2 separate regions of the Homo sapiens genome follow, and region 2 is linked to region 1. Evidence: chromatin loops called from intact Hi-C (ENCODE). Cell type or tissue: ascending aorta. All regions are shown on one strand. Each heading gives the region's core, and the rest is flanking DNA. Links, peaks and the distances in the headings are about the cores only.

Region 1 (7,798 bases), core at 1,255-6,254:
AGTGGTTTGCTTTTTTTAACATGCAAAAAATTCTTCACACAGTATTAATTATATTATTTTTCAAGTGCATTGGGTTTGACTGTAAGAAAATTAATTATTGGGACCAGAAATTAATAAGACATGATTAAAAGTTCCTCCAGCAAAAGTCATGTTTGCAAACTACCTAACTCAACCCTGATTACCCATATGTAGAAACTTCACACTTACATCACAATTAAAGACATAAACTGAAATTAGTTGGCTGATTTTTGGCTTCCTCTGATTAGTCATTCACAGAGCAACAGTGGGACCTTAAAACTAACAGTTTTCCCAGCTATTTACCTCTGGAGTTCTGTTACGGAACTTGTTGGCTTCAACAATGAAGGGAAATTGTGCTGCCTATATCCCATCAATTAAAAATAGGATAGGAATTTATTTTTGACTATAGTAGTTCTGCCATTCAATTGGTACAAGCAGAGGGTAATGCTGGTTAAATTAAGACTTTTTTTTTTTTTTTTTACAGTTATACTGTGGAAAGTTATTCAAATTTCAAATTTATTTACAGTGTTTGAAAAGCACACAACAGAAGATCTTCATTTATGCAACAAGTCAATCATTTGCAGTATGTATGGAAAATAAAAATCTAAGGTAAGTCAAACATACAAACTCTACCTCTTGCTTTCTCCATTAGAATATACACATTGGAAATCTAAGTTCCAAACAGTTCCTCTCTACTGAAGATAGTGAAATTTAGTGCAAGCCCCCTAATTACCAATTTTTTGGATGCTTACAAAATGTTGAGCCTTGATGGTGGAAGAGGATTCTATTTAAAAGAGATGACTATATTTTTAAAAGGCTAAATTGACTCAGTTTATTTTCAAAAGAAGGGTTGATCCATGTTTTCAGTTTATTGCCATACAGAAAACATTTTATAAAATAATATGGTAGACTTCTACTTCAACATATTCACGTAAAAACATCACAGTGCAAGAAAGTGATCACAATTAAGCATGAAGACATCAAAAGCCAGCCAGTATTTTAACTACAGAGCAGAATATTCTTGCTGTCCCTTCCTAGAAAATGTTGGCACATTCATTAACTGCTCAGGTTACAAAAATCACTTCGTGTCCACTTCCTGTCCTTCAATATATTTTCATAACTACACTGTGTTACATTAATGCTGGTGGACAAATTAGCTCCTATAAAATCTAAAAACCTTTCAGGTGGCACAATGATTTAAAACCAACTAGGAAAAAGCTCTCCCAGAATATTTTTGTATGTAATATTCTGTCCATTACCACAATAACAGAGTAAAAAGCTGTTTTACCTTAAAAATAAGCTAAAGGAAGATAATTTCATTTTTCCTTTAAAACATTTCTTAGCTTTTAAATAGAGAGAAAAAGTTTAAATTTTCTTGGGGGAGGAGAATATTTCATAAGTAAAAACATCAAATGTTGTACAAATGTTTCATTTAGGAAACAAATACTTAGATTCAAAGGATTCTAAAACATTTCAACATTATAAGAAAACTGTAATTTAAAGCTAAAAAATTGTAATACATCGAACTAATATAAATTACTCATTAACATGTTCTATTGTTTTTCACAAAATCCATAATTAAGGAATAGTGGGTTAGGTGAGACATTTTTCCCAACATTTGGTCAGATTAGCTAAGCAGCTCTGGGCAAAGGATGCCTCCTCTGAATCAGGATCTTGGCCTCTTAAATGAGGGCACTGGACTAACTGCCCATTCACATCCCTCTAATCTACACATTTATCACAACTGTTCATCTTATATAATCCTTCCAAGGATGAAGTGTTTCAACTCAGTGTATTTTCCAGACAAAGCTCCCCTGTTTAAGTGGCAAAACTCTTCTTTAAACTTTAAAATTTTTACTTTAAAATGTTATTTCCAATATTATTTCCTGCCACCTTAGAAGATGTTGAGGGATAACTAACAACACAGTCTCTAAATGACACAGTCTCCTGGACTTGCCAGCTGATGACAGGATCTGCAGATACGTCTCAGGCTCTGCTCCAATTCTGAGCAACTCTGGGCCACACTGAGTGAGAAAGAGAATGATACCACCTACACTGTATCGCTTTGTTTCAAAGACCAATAGAGTTATAATATATCAAAGTATTTGTAAAGTACAAATTACCATACAAATGCCAAGGACTGCTGTAATAAACCTAAGCAAACTTTTCCCTGATAATGAAATCTGGATAGTTTTAGAAAATATATGTTGTTTGTCAAGACTTGTGCAATAGGCCATGTGTGGTGGCTCACGCCTGTAATCCCAGCACTTTCAGAGACTCAGGCAGGAGGATTTCTTGAGCTCAGGAGTTCAACACTAGCCTGGGAACATACTGAGACCTCATCTCCACAAGAAATCAAAAAATTAGCTGGGTGTGGTAGTGCACAACTGTAGTTCCAGCTATATGGGAGGCTGAGGTGGAAGGATTACTTGAGCCCAGAAGATTGAAGCTGCAGTGAGCCTTGACCATGCCACTGTACTCCATCCTGGGCAAAAGAGCGAGACCCTGTCTTGAAAAAAAAAAAAGAAAAAAGAAAAAAAGACACGTGCAATGATGGCTCTGATGCTTTGGTTACGTGGCATTTTGTTCTTCTGCTTCTAATTATGCTTCTAATTGCACCAGGTGTGGGATTCAGTTTCTGTCTCCTCGAGTCTATAAATCTGACTTTAAATAGGTGGAAACCAAAACCTACAGATGTTACTTTAGCAAATGCTGTGTCATCACTGTTTACTTTGAAAGAGTGGTTCCCAACCTAGGGTAGGCATCAGACTTACCTTGGAAGCATTTTAAAAAGTGAGATTTCTAGGCTCTAGCCCTAGGGATTCCGATTCAGTGTATCTGGAGTAGGATGCAGAAAAGCTCTATTTTTTTCCAAAAGCTTTCTAGGTAATCTCAACAAGCAATCAGTTCAGTTTTGGAGACATATTACTTTGCCCTCAATTTCTTCTCTATTTTAGTAGCTGCTAGTTTGTTTGTTTGTTTTCAGTATAAAAATTTCCCCTTGCATTAATCAGAAGTACACTTAGAAAAGATGGCCCATGATTTTGGCATAGATCCACAGAGAGCTAGTCATTACACTTCTTTACAATAAAATTTAAAAATGGTAAATTAACCTCAGAGCTAAGACAATGCATGTAGACGCCGAAGGGTGGCTGGTTCTGTGATTACAGGCCAACTGTTTTCTGCTTTACTTGTAGTCAAGTCACTGATAAACATGAAGACCATATTACAGCTGTCACTACCGAATAAAAGATGGCAGAACTCCTCCAAATAACAGGAAGATGGCTAACCAGCTAATCACTATCATTTAGAAAATGTTTCTAGCAAACATAAATGAAAGTATTTCTTAAAAAAAAAAAACTAGTTTCCTATAGAAACCCGAAGATTTCCACACTTCTGAAGTCTACCACAAAGTGAAAAGTTGCCCAAAACTACAGTTGTTTAAAAATATGTTCAATTAACTGTGAAAATATAAGTGTAAAATAGGTGCAATTTCATCCTTTAGGAGGTTTAACGGGCACAAATGGAATTCAGTTTCCATTTATTCTACTCAAATAGTTTTGTGAAAACGATAAATAAAGTACTTGGTATAATATAGTTCTGAACACCATACCTTCCAAATTTAATACAAAAGCCACATTTGGATTTTCCGATGTCCCAAGTGTGTCTAGGCACTGCGGAACGTCGTCATGTCTTTGGGTTCTCTGCTGGGGACGCACCAGTCATCAGCCTCGTGGTTGGTGTTGTAATGCTTCCAGGCAGCTTTGTTATACACTGGGAGTCTTTCTATTGAGTCTGTTGACAGAGCCTGAAAAAGAAAAACCTAAGACCTATTAAGTCTGGCATTTTTTAGAATTCATTATTTGAGAAAATAGACAATGGCAAAAAGGTTACGACAAATTAAATAATATTCTATTAGTATCTTATTAATCCTTATACCACCTAAATATACTTTTAAATGGTATGTATATTTGAAACGTGTTATTTATGAAATCTATGGCACTGACTGATGTGCAGGTTGACTGAGTTTGTTGCTTACAGTAATTCCCCAGCCATCCTGGAAGCTGCTGGACTGAAATTTTACACAAAACATGACCCAGATCAGAGTTGGCTAACTGAAGAAGTTGGTTAAATGTAAAAGCATACAAATCGATATATGTATCTTAATAGATGCACATAAATTTAATGAACTCTATTTTAATTATTTACTAGAAGAAATAGTGTTTTTTTCAGCATAGTCACTGTGCTTTAAAAAAAACTCATCACAAGCCAGGCACGGTGGCTTATGCCTATAATCCCAGTGCTTTGGGAGGCTTACACAGGAAGATTGCTTGAGCTCAGGAGTTGGAGACCAGCCTGGGCAACATAGCAAGATCCTGTCTCTACAAAAAATAAAAATATCAGCTGGACATGGTGGCACATGGGTGTAGTCCTAACTACTTGGGAGACTGAGAGAGGAGGATCACTTGAAGCCCAGGGGTTCAAGGCTGTAGTGAATTATGATTGTACCACTGCACTCCGGCCTGGCAACAAAGCAAGATATTGACTCTATAAATACATAAAAATTTAAAAACTCATTATAACATTATTAATAAATAGAAATCTATGTCTAAGGCATCTTAGCTTTTTCGTGAACATTTATTGGCCCTGGGTTTGAATCTGTGTCTTCTCCGGCCTCCAATTTCAGTCACTGTGCACAAGATTTCTGCATCATGCATGATTTCAGTTTTCCATATATTATTACCAGTAATTCTCCATTGTATTTCAGCTTCCTATAAGTCACTGGAACCTGAGATAAACTACATTTCTAGTTATCTTCTTCAAGTTAGGATTTTTCAGTAGTATTTCCATCCCAGGCCAAAGGCATTTCCTAAGATGCAGAACACCCTGAACAAGAAAATCTCATTCTGATAATGCTAAAGTCTTTGATGTTGACAATTTTAATGATTCTCTAAGACTTCTTATCTTCTATTTTCCCTAAGGTAGAACAAAAAACCTTTCACCTCCATATTTCTCTAAATATTCCAGAATTTCTTGATCTACAGGCTAGATCAAGCTTGTCCAATCCACAGCCCACAGGCTGCATGCGGCCCAGGATGGCTTTGAATGAAGCTCAACACATTTGTAAACTTTCTTAAAACATTATGAGATTTTTTTTTGTGCAATCTTTTTTAAGCTCATCAGCTATCATTAGTGTATTTTATGTGTGGCACAAGACAGCTGTTCTTCCACTGTGGCCCAGGGAAGCCATAAGATTGGACACTCCTGGGCTAGATCAAAATGTTACATTTTGTCATAAAAACATTGCACTAGGCCAGGTGTGGTGGCTCATGCCTGTAATCCCAGCACTTTGGGAGGCCAAGGCAAGCGGATCACCTGAGGTCAGGAGTTCGAGATCAGCCTAGCCAGCGTGGTCAAACCCCATCTCTACTAAAAATACAAAATTAGTCAGGCGCCTGTAATCCCAGCTATTCGGAAGGCTGAGGCAGGAGAACAGCTTGAACCCGGGAGGCGGAGGTTGCAGTGAGCCGAGATCATGCCATTGCACTCCAGCTTACGTGACACAGAGCAAGACTCCGTCTCAAAAAAAAAAAAAAAAGAAAAACATTGCATTGATGTTGCCCTTTTCCCTCGCAATTGACATGGTTAAAAAAACAAAAAATACCATCTAGAAAGAATTTAGTCTTTTCAGATATTTTTTCCAATATAAATTCTTCAACATTTCCTATAAAATAGATGCCATCTAGTGGCCAGAACAAGAAACTAGAGTCACTAAATCAGGCATAAACAGCCACCAGTTAGCCGAAGAAGGGGAATGATGGAACCTAGTGTTTTTCCACCATGTAAAATGTGTGGAACCCTCCTTAATGCATTGAACACTCCAGGCAAGCAGACTAAGTGCTTCTGTGTCCATTAGGTAAGCTATATGCTTACCAAGAGTCACTTGTGCTTGTTCCCAAATCTGTTTGTACAATTCTGTCATGATAATTACAAAATTTATTACATAAGCAAAGAATAAAAAGGGGAATGTTTCCTTGAAAACTAAGATGAATGTTTTGGAAAGACTCATGAAGGAAAGTCACATAAAACTTGCTGTCAAATCAGTCAGGAGGTATCTGTAAAGGACTGCATAAAAGTCCAAAAAGAGTATGCACTTGTTGGTTTAAAGAAACTAAAATGATGCACTGTCAGTACAGCTTTTGCAAAAAAGACAATGTGACACTCCAATCTGCAGACCCATATACAAAAAAAAAGCCTTGGCAGTACATCAAAAGTTTGGCGTTATCAATGTCCATTCATGTGTTTTATGTTAAAATTAAACTTGTATGATATATAACTTATGATTCTCTACTTTAACCCAATTTTTTTCCTATTAATAGACAGAGTCCTAATCACTCCAGGATACAAATCTCTTTCCCCATAGTTTTAGGGGATCATCTATCAAAATGGGTGAGATCCCCAGCAAAAAACCATAGTTTTTTTCTATTTAAACAGCATGTGGTAGAGTTAAATTTCATTACAGTTAAGTATGGACATCTGTTCTTATCATCAAAAGAAATATTAAATCAAGAAGACTACAGCTATTACCTTAATGTAGATAACTGCATCTGTCCCGTAACCCTCTAGGGAATACAGCTTCAGGTCTCCTTGGAAGTATTGTGCGTAAAGACGTGATATGGGCAATCCATAACCAAAACCAGCCTGTTTGATGAGAAAAACAAAATTCTATTCAGAAAGACACACACTGAAATACTTTTCTAATTAAGATAGATGCCATTGAGTACCACGGGGCTATCAGAGCCCGCATCTGAGAGATGCATTATATTTAATATAATTAATATTTAAGCATTGACAATGATTAAGCTGAGGTTTACTTGAGTACTGTATCAGCTGACTTCCCTCTGGTCATTTAAAACTCTTTATTCTTTCTATAAAATGACTTGTGGTTGGTCTCGAAAAAGCATATTGCTTTTCCTTGCTGGCCTGCTCGGTCGTATTGTGTCTGGAATTGGTTCCTTCCAGTGGGTTCTTGGTCTGCGGACTTCTCCAGGAGAGGGGAGAAGAGCAGCATAAGCAGCTGGCAGAGGCAGGGAAAGACCAGCAGAAAGGAAAGAGAGAAAGAGACAGAAAGTCAGAGAGAGAGACAGAGGAAGAGAGAGACAAAGAGGGAGTCAGAGAGAAAGAAAGAAAGAGACAAAGTCAGAGACAGAGAGAGGAAGAGACAGGGACAAAGAGGGAGTCAGAGAGAGAGAGAAAGAGAGACACAAAAAGTCAGAGAGAGGAAGAGACAAAGAGGAGTCAGAAAGAGAGAGGCAAAGAAGTCAAAGAGAAAGAGAGATAGAAGTAGTAAAGAAAAAACAGTGTACCCTATTCCTTCAAAAGCCAGGGTAAATTTAAAACCTATAACTGATAATTGAAGGTCTTCTCTGTAACCCTATAACACTCCAATACCACCTTGTTGTCAGTGTAAACAAGGGCATAGCCCGGAAGCACTGAGACCACTGACAACCCGTAGCTTTCCTATCAAAAATCCTTAACCCAGCAGGTTTCCTAACAGGGGATCTAAATCTGAAGGTCCGACCAGACACAGGAGGAACTCCCTTCAGGACAGGACAATAGATGTTTCCTCCCAGGCGATTAAGGGAAAAAGACACAATGGGTACTCAGTAAGTAATAAGGAAACTATTGTAGAAGCAGAGTTAGGAAAATTGCCTAATAATTGGTCTGCTCAAATATGCGAGCTGTTTGCACTCAGCCAAACCTTAAAGTACTTACAGAA
Region 2 (7,798 bases), core at 1,787-6,786, 79 kb before region 1:
GTTGCCCAGGCTAGTCTTGAACTCCTAGCTTCAAGCAATCATCCCATCTCAGGCTCCCAAGTCATTGGATTTATAGGCATGAGTCATCATGCTTGGCTTAAAATTTTCTTTGAGAATAAAAATTTAGGGAAGTTTCAAACTAATGAGCATCAAGTCAGCAGTAAAAAACATACCATTATCCCTAAAGGCACACATTACAGGCTATATTTCTGAATGTTCAATTATTATTGCTTTAGGTACCATTGTCTTAAAGAAATCTCTGCGACAGAGTCAACATCATACACTCTAAGCTCTAGAGCTATATTTTGTAAAAACAAAAAAGGTTTCCCTGCTTCACTTTGCCTGCGGACCCCCTTCTGATGAACTCCACTCAGGGTAAGCCTGGTAAGCCATTACACCTGTACTTGGAAATATCATCTGATAAACCTGGTTTCTCAAAGGTTTTTCTGCCTTTGAAAATGCTACTGAATGTTGCTTTTATTCATTAACAAATAACTAATAAGCATCTACTTTGTGCCAAGGCCCTATTTCAGAGACAAAGAGGACCTAGTACTTATTGTCCCTCCAGTGGCACCTTTCTTAAATTGGGGAAAGAATCAAATACATAGTATAGGAAGTAAGTATTCCAGGAGTCCTTCTATATGGCCTCTTGCTATAAAAGGAACATTTTGGTTTATATCAAAAAGCATTAGGCAATGTTAATCTAATCTGTTCTAAAAAGTCAACTTTTAAGTTTATTTTAATATAATGCATAAGCATTATTTTAAATCAAATAGTACTAATAGACTGTTAAAAGCCAACAGTCTCCTGTCTTACTCTCTCCAACCACCAATCCCACTCCCTAGAGACTGCCACTTCCAACTGAATTACCTGTCTCATCTGGCATTTACCTCTACATTTAAAATAATATGCCTGTAATTTGGGTGACCATACATCTAGTTTGCCCATCAATTCCAATTTGTACCTGTTGTCTCAGAATAATTATAGCCAGTGGTCCCTTCACTCTCAGAAGTGTCTCTATGTGATTCATTACAGGATCGATAGACTTCCCTTTGTGGTTGAGCCCTCTGACTCCCTTTCTTTCTTTTTTTTGAGACGGAGTCTCCCTCTGTCACCCAGGCTGGAGTGCAGTGGTGCAATCTTGGCTCACTGCAACCTCCGTCTTCTGGGTTCAAGGGATTCTCCTGACTCAGCCTCCTGAGTAGCTGGGATTTACAGGCGCCCACCACCATGCCCGGCTAATTTTTGTATTTTTAGTACAGACAGGGTTTCACCATGTTGGCCAGGCTGGTCTCGAACTCCTGACCTAAGGTGATCCGCCTGCCTTGGCCTCCCAAAGTGCTGGGATTACAGGCGTGAGCTACCGCACCCGGCCTAATTTCCCTTTTATTCATCCTCCCAATGTAGCTATACAGTTTTGGATTAAATCCATAATCAATATTTACCTTATTTTGACCATCTAAGTATTATTCACTGCTAAGCCAAATAACTTCACTGTGATGTTTTCATTCTTGTATAAACTTTTGTTTTCTCTGAAGTTAACAACTGCCTCTTTTTAAGATGTTTAATTATTTGTGTACTTTTATTTTTCCCAAAATGCTTTAACAGAGCTGTGAAATGTCTAGGCAATAATTTTCCTAAGTGCTCAAACACTTCCAATTGTTATTTTCCCTTAACAGCCTTGTTCCTGGAGCCCTCTTCCTCTGGCTGCAATCCAGAGCAAGTTGCTGTCTGGACTTGTTGAAAAGCTGTTGTCCTGAGACTTCTCTTCAAATTCTAAGGAAAAATTTACTTTTTCTCAGGATTCTAAACCCAATCAAATAATCAAGTGTAAAGGCAAAATAGATACAAAATGTACCTTGCAAATACTCTAGGAAGCTACTGGAAGAAAGGCTTCAGCAAATAAAGGAAGTGTATGAAGAAAGAAAGAAGCATGGCACATTGCTACCTTAACTAATAAAAATCTCTGAACTTTCCGGTCCCATCTGAGGAAGCAAAAATGCTACTTGCTGCAAAAACGACACCATTTATCACACTGCAACAAAAGCAATGTATAGGCATGCCTTGGGGATATGTGAGTTTGATTCCAGACTACTTCAATAAAATGAATACTGCAATGAAGTCACACAATTTTTTTTGTTTCGCAGTGCATATAAAAGTTATATTTACTTTATACTGTAGTCTGTTAAGTATGCAGAAGCATTATGTATTTAAAAAACACTATACGTATCTTAATTTTAAAATATTTTATTGCTAAAAAATGCTGACAACTGTCTGAGCCTTCAGTGAGTTGTAATCTTTTTGCTGGTGGATGGTCTTGCCTCAATATTGGTGGCTGCTGACTGATCAGGATGGTGTTGCTGAAGGATGGGGTGGCTATGGCAAATTCTTAAAACAAGACAACAATGAAGTTTGCCACATGGATTCAATCTTCCTTTCACAAAAGATTTCTCTGTATTATGAGATGCTGTTTGATAGCATTTGGCCCACAATATAACTTCTTTCAAAATTGGAGCCAATCCTCTCAAAACCTGCTGCTGCTTTATCAACTAACTTTATGTAATATTCTAAATCCTTTTTTATCATTTCTACAGTGTTCACAGCATCTTCCTCAGGAGTAAAGTCCATCTCAAGAAACCACTTTCTTTGCTTATCCTTAAGAAGTAACTCCCCATCTGTTCAAGTTTTATCATGAGATTGTAGCAATTCAGTCACATCTCCAGGCTTCATTTCTAATTCTATTCCCTTTCTATTTCTATCACATCTATAGTTATCTCCTTTATTGAAGTCTTAAATCCCTCAAAGTCATCCATGAAGGTTGGACTCAACACCCAAACTCCTGTTCATGTTGATATTTTGACCTCCTCCCATGAATCACTAACGTTCTTAATGGCACCTAGAATAGTGAATCCTTTCCAGAAGGTTTTCTATTTACTTTGCCCAGATATATCACAGGAATCACTATCTATAGCAGCTACAGCCTTACAAAATGTATTTCTCAAATAAGACTTGAGAGTCAAAGTTACTCCTGAATCCATGGACTGCAGAATGGATGTTGTGTTAGCAGGCATGAAAATCATGTTAATCTCCTTGTACATCTCCCTTAGAGCCCTTGAGTGACTAGGTGCACTGTCAATCAGTAGTAATATTTTGAAAGAACTATTTTTTTCTGAGCAGTAGATCTCAACAGTGGGCTTAAAATATTCAGTTAACCATGATATAAACAGATGTGCTGTCATCTGAGCATTGTTGTTTTACTTATAAAGCACAAGCAGAAGAGATTTAGCATAATTTTTAAGGGCCCTAGGATTTTCAGAATAATATGTGAGCCTTGGCTTCAACTTAAAGTCACCAGCTGTGTTAACCCTTCACAAGAGAGTCAGCCTGTCCTTTGGAGCCTTGAAGCCATTGGCTTCTTCTCTCTAATTCTGAAAGTTTTAGATGGCATCTTCTTCCAATAGAAGGCTGTTTTTTCTAAATTGAAAATTTGTTGTTTAGTGTAGCCACCTTCATCAATGATCTTAACTGGATCTTCTGGATAGCTTGTTGCAGCTTCTCCCTCAGCACTGCTGCTTCACCTTGCACTTTTATGTTATAGAGATGGCTTCTTTCCCTAAACCTCATGGACCCACCTCTAGTAGCTTCAAACTTTTCTGCTGTAGCTTCCTCACCTCTCTCAGCCTTGATAGAATTGAAGAGAGTTAGGGCCTTGCTCTGGATTAGACTTTGGCTGAAGGGAATGTTACGGCTGGTTTGATAATCTCTCCAGAACACTCAAACCTTCTCCATATCAGCAATAAGGATGCTTCACTTTCTTATCATTCTAGTGCTCACTAGAGTAGCATTTGTAGTTTCCTTCAGCAATTTTTCTTTTGCATTCACAATTTGGCTGTTTGGTGCAAGGGACCTAGCTTTTGGCCAATCTTGGCTTCCAACATGCCCTCCTCAGCAAGCTTAATCAGTTCTAGCTTTTGATTAAAGTGAGAGAGGTGAGATCTTCCTTTCACTTGAACACTTAGAGGCCACTATAGGGTTATTAACTGGCCCAATTTCAATATTGTTCTGTCTCAGGGAATGGGGAGGCCGAGGAGAGAGAGAGTGAGAGAGAGAAGACAAGAAGCAGCCAGTGAGTGGAGCTGTCTGAGCACACACATTTATCAATCAAGTTTGCCATCTGCTATGAGCGTGCTTCGTGGTTCCCCAATTACTATAGTAACATGAAAGACCACTGATCACAGATCATTATCACACATCATCATCACACAGATAAAATAATGGTGGCAAATGTGAAATATTGTGAGAATTACCAAAATGTGACAAAGCGAGCACATGCTGTTGGAAAAATGGAACTGGGCCCGCGAAGTCCCCGCCTGCTGTCCCCGCAAGGTGGCGCCTTGGACGCGGGCGCACAGCCCGGGAGAGGCTCAGGAAGCCCAGGGCCCGGCCCGGCAGCCTGCAGCCCGAGGGCTTCGCCCCTCCCGAAGGCCCTGAGCTCCATTCTAGGCGTTCAGACGGGACAAGGGCGGTGGAAGATGAAATGAGAACCAGAGTTTGACAAAGAACTGGCAAAATAAAAGAAAACTCACACAGGACTTAGGAAGAGAGAAAATCTTCATCGGGAAGTTCTGATGGAAAGGAACCTGCATCCACAGTGCTGACGACTTCTGCAGAGGGGAGCGTCCTGAGGAGGAGGCGGACACAATTGCCTGTGGTGCCACACTAAAGACGTCCCAAGACACATGCTGCCACCTGGCATTCAACCCAGACTCCCAGTACATTTAAGAAGCATAGTCGTGGACCAGAAAATCAGACTCTGGAAGTGGCTCTGCATTTCTGGGATCCTCCGGCTGAAGGAGGATGTGGTTTGCCAAGATATCCACCCGGCTGACCTCAAATTCGCAGAGAGCAGTCCCGAGCCCCAGCCAAGCTCACAGGACGACTTTGAAACGTGCCCTGGCACCCATCAAAGTTACACGCGTGGACTGCGGAGTGCAGGACGAATTTGATTTGAAGTTTCGCTGAACCCTTGAGAGACTTCTGGGTCATGAGCTAACTGCGCCACCTGCGGCCACCAAAAGAAACAGCTCCTCCCAGGTCTGGTGGAAGGCTGATCAGGTGCCAAGCACGTGTGCGCACTTGCACCTGGGGGCTTCTTTGTTGATAGTTCATCATCTCACAATAAATTGTTAGTCAAGCCTTATTTTCTTAAGGAACATTAATTTCATGTATAGTGAGTGTATTTTGTATGTTTTAAATTGTAAATGGGGCTAAATCCAAGGAAGCTCAAACTTAACGCAGGCTTGTGGCAAACTTTGCTTTAATCCCCTACCATGCTCCAAGGTAAACTGACAAGTATACTGAAATGGATTTTCCACAAGTATTTTAAGTTGCCACTTGTCAGATGGGTTGTTTTGGATTTAACCATGTAATTCATGGGACCAATTGAGAGTAATCTTTCTTTACAGGTGTCTGGCAAAGCAGTGTCAAGAGTCAGACACCTTTACTATCTTTATGGAAACTTAATTTTTGGCCTTTTATCAATATGTCAGACAGGGCTCTGAACAAACATGTTAAGTTGAGCTGTTAAACTGATGGGTTTTATGGAAGTTTACATTCTTCATTTGGTACCTGTGTTACAGTAGGTAGCTAGTCAGTCATGAGCAGGACAGGAGAGGGCCCTCCCCCAGCACACACACCAGGAATGTCAGGCGACCATCACGTGATGCTCAGGGAGGTTGTTAACTGTCTCTCTAAAATAATAATTAGTCATAGCCAGGGCCAGGGAAAGGCAGTTTCCCAATAGATAGAAAAACCTGAGCCTAGTGATCAGCAGCTTCCTGATAAGATCCCAGGAGTTGGGCGATTGGGCTCAAGCATGTTTATTAAGGGACAAAATGGTGGAATTTAACTGGCATATGACCTCCAAGGGACATTCAACTAGTAAGGGAAGAATGCCTCAATTGAACATGCGTACAACTCCAATAAACACAGTGCACATGCTCACCTCCCAAGTGCTGGCAGGCCACTGTGCATGTGGACAACACACCCCAAGGGAAGAATCAGGTTGAGAAGAGATGCAAGACCCGGGAAGTATGCCAACATAGAAAATCCCAAGTCAAAGGTCAAACAGCGCACTTAATCTCTCCAGTTGCCCACTTGGCCTTCTTCCAAGTGTACTTTACTTCCTTTTATTCTTGTGCTAAAGCTTGATAATAAATTTCACTCCCACTCTAAAACTTGCCTCAGTCTCTCCTTCTGCCTCATGCCCCTCAGTTGAATTATTTCTTCTGAGGAGGCAGGAATTGAGGCTGCTGAAGACCCATATGGATTTGCTGCTGGTAACATGCTTTGATGCTGTATGACTTGGGTATGTCCTGCTGCTAACATTTGTAAATAGAGCTAGGTGCATTCTTTATCTATAATACTCCAAGATTTAATGCAGCAGAGCGACTTATAAAGAACACTTTTTAACAATCAGTGGATTTACCACATAAAATTGCTGTAAATTATAATGTGTACAGATTTTTTGTTCAAATATTCCTTTGTAAACTTAATATTAACACTGTTATGTTTCTACTGCTTTTTATTGAATGATATTGTAAAAATACAAAGAAAAGCATCTTGTTTTTTAAAAAAAAAAAGAAAGAAAAATGATACTGATGGACTTGCTCAATGAAGAGTTGCCACAAATCTTCAACTTGTAAAAAATGCAGTATCTGTGAAGGGTAATAAAGCAAAGCACAATTAAACGAGGTGTGCTTGGATAGGGAGGTCTCAGCAGCCTTTTGGGGTCATTATTTAAAAATCACAAATCCTCAATAATTATGGGAATGTGCTTAACATTTAGACTGTGAAGAGAACAAATGGTGAAATAAACAAATTTACTTAGCAAGGAGTGGAGGAAGGAAGGTATGTCATCTAGAGAACTGGTGATTCATGGATAAAAATACAATCACTGAACACATAAAGGAGAGCTATGACTTAGCAAGAGAGTTTGTTCTGATGTATGATGCTAATTTCAAACTTTAAACAGCTTGAAAAGGGAGGAGAATGACTAAAATGAGAGGCTCAACTGATTCAGAGATAAAGAATATAAAATCAATAGTTCTGGGAAGGATCTACATTTGTCTTCCTCTCTGCAGACCTACAAACATTGCAAGAATACTTCTTGTCTCTTTCAAAGTCAAGTACGCTCTCCTTACCAAGATTCCCACTTCTACCAACTCATGGTGCTTATCTTTCTGGAGGTTTCCCATATAAATAGTAAGAGAAAAACGGCAGCTGACTTTCTCTCTCCTATCCAATTAATTTGTTCACTCATGAAATAAATATTTATTGAGAATTCATCTTTCTCCAAATTTTTATCTTGTTTTCCCTTCTCTGAAATGTATTTCACTTTTTACTGTGTTACCTGTCTTCACTTTCATTGTAACTTGCTAGGGATATCCTAAGGGCAATGATAAACTATTACTCTAAGACAGAAACATTGCCTCTTCTCTTTCTCTTCTGCATTCATGTTTCACCATAGACACACAGATAAAAAGAGATGTAATTACCCCTTATGACTCACGTGTGCTCAGATTTATTGGTTTATTACATTATCAGTGTGTGCTATATCAAGAATAGTCATTATATCAAATACAATCATTTAGACAGTAATTTACAAAGAAACTTCACAACCTATAGTTCAAGTTATTTTTACAACAACCAAAAAAAAAAAAACCAATAGAGGGAAGAAGTATTATAATCCTCTGAGGGAGCAACTGAGGCCTAAATATATTAAGAGCTTAAAAAAAAA

The links. Peaks named below come from ENCODE experiments on the same cell type or tissue, not always from the same donor. Only the 100,000 strongest peaks of a DNase experiment are listed, where the experiment ranks them.
Region 2: it touches region 1 in a loop (17-fold over the local background); 28 of 110 quality-filtered maps call a loop at or near these places.

The regions. Positions count from the first base shown.
Region 1 is chr2:172,591,857-172,599,654 of GRCh38, reverse strand. It overlaps PDK1 (pyruvate dehydrogenase kinase 1), which reads right to left. Exons shown (of 11, transcript NM_002610.5): 10 at 6,607-6,720; 11 at 1-3,826. The coding sequence ends at 3,686. Among named protein-coding and RNA genes, the nearest start is that of PDK1-AS1, 39 kb to the right of the region's middle. RefSeq lists a silencer at 7,510-7,717. In ascending aorta, for the core only: a CTCF peak has its summit at 5,771 (motif pointing left); no DNase peak of the experiment used is centred there; H3K27ac peaks cover 1,894 bases.
Region 2 is chr2:172,671,464-172,679,261 of GRCh38, reverse strand. It overlaps a transcript of PDK1 not described here. Among named protein-coding and RNA genes, the nearest start is that of RAPGEF4, 60 kb to the left of the region's middle. RefSeq lists a silencer at 5,887-6,181. In ascending aorta, for the core only: a CTCF peak has its summit at 4,379 (motif pointing right); a DNase peak (open chromatin) is centred at 4,414.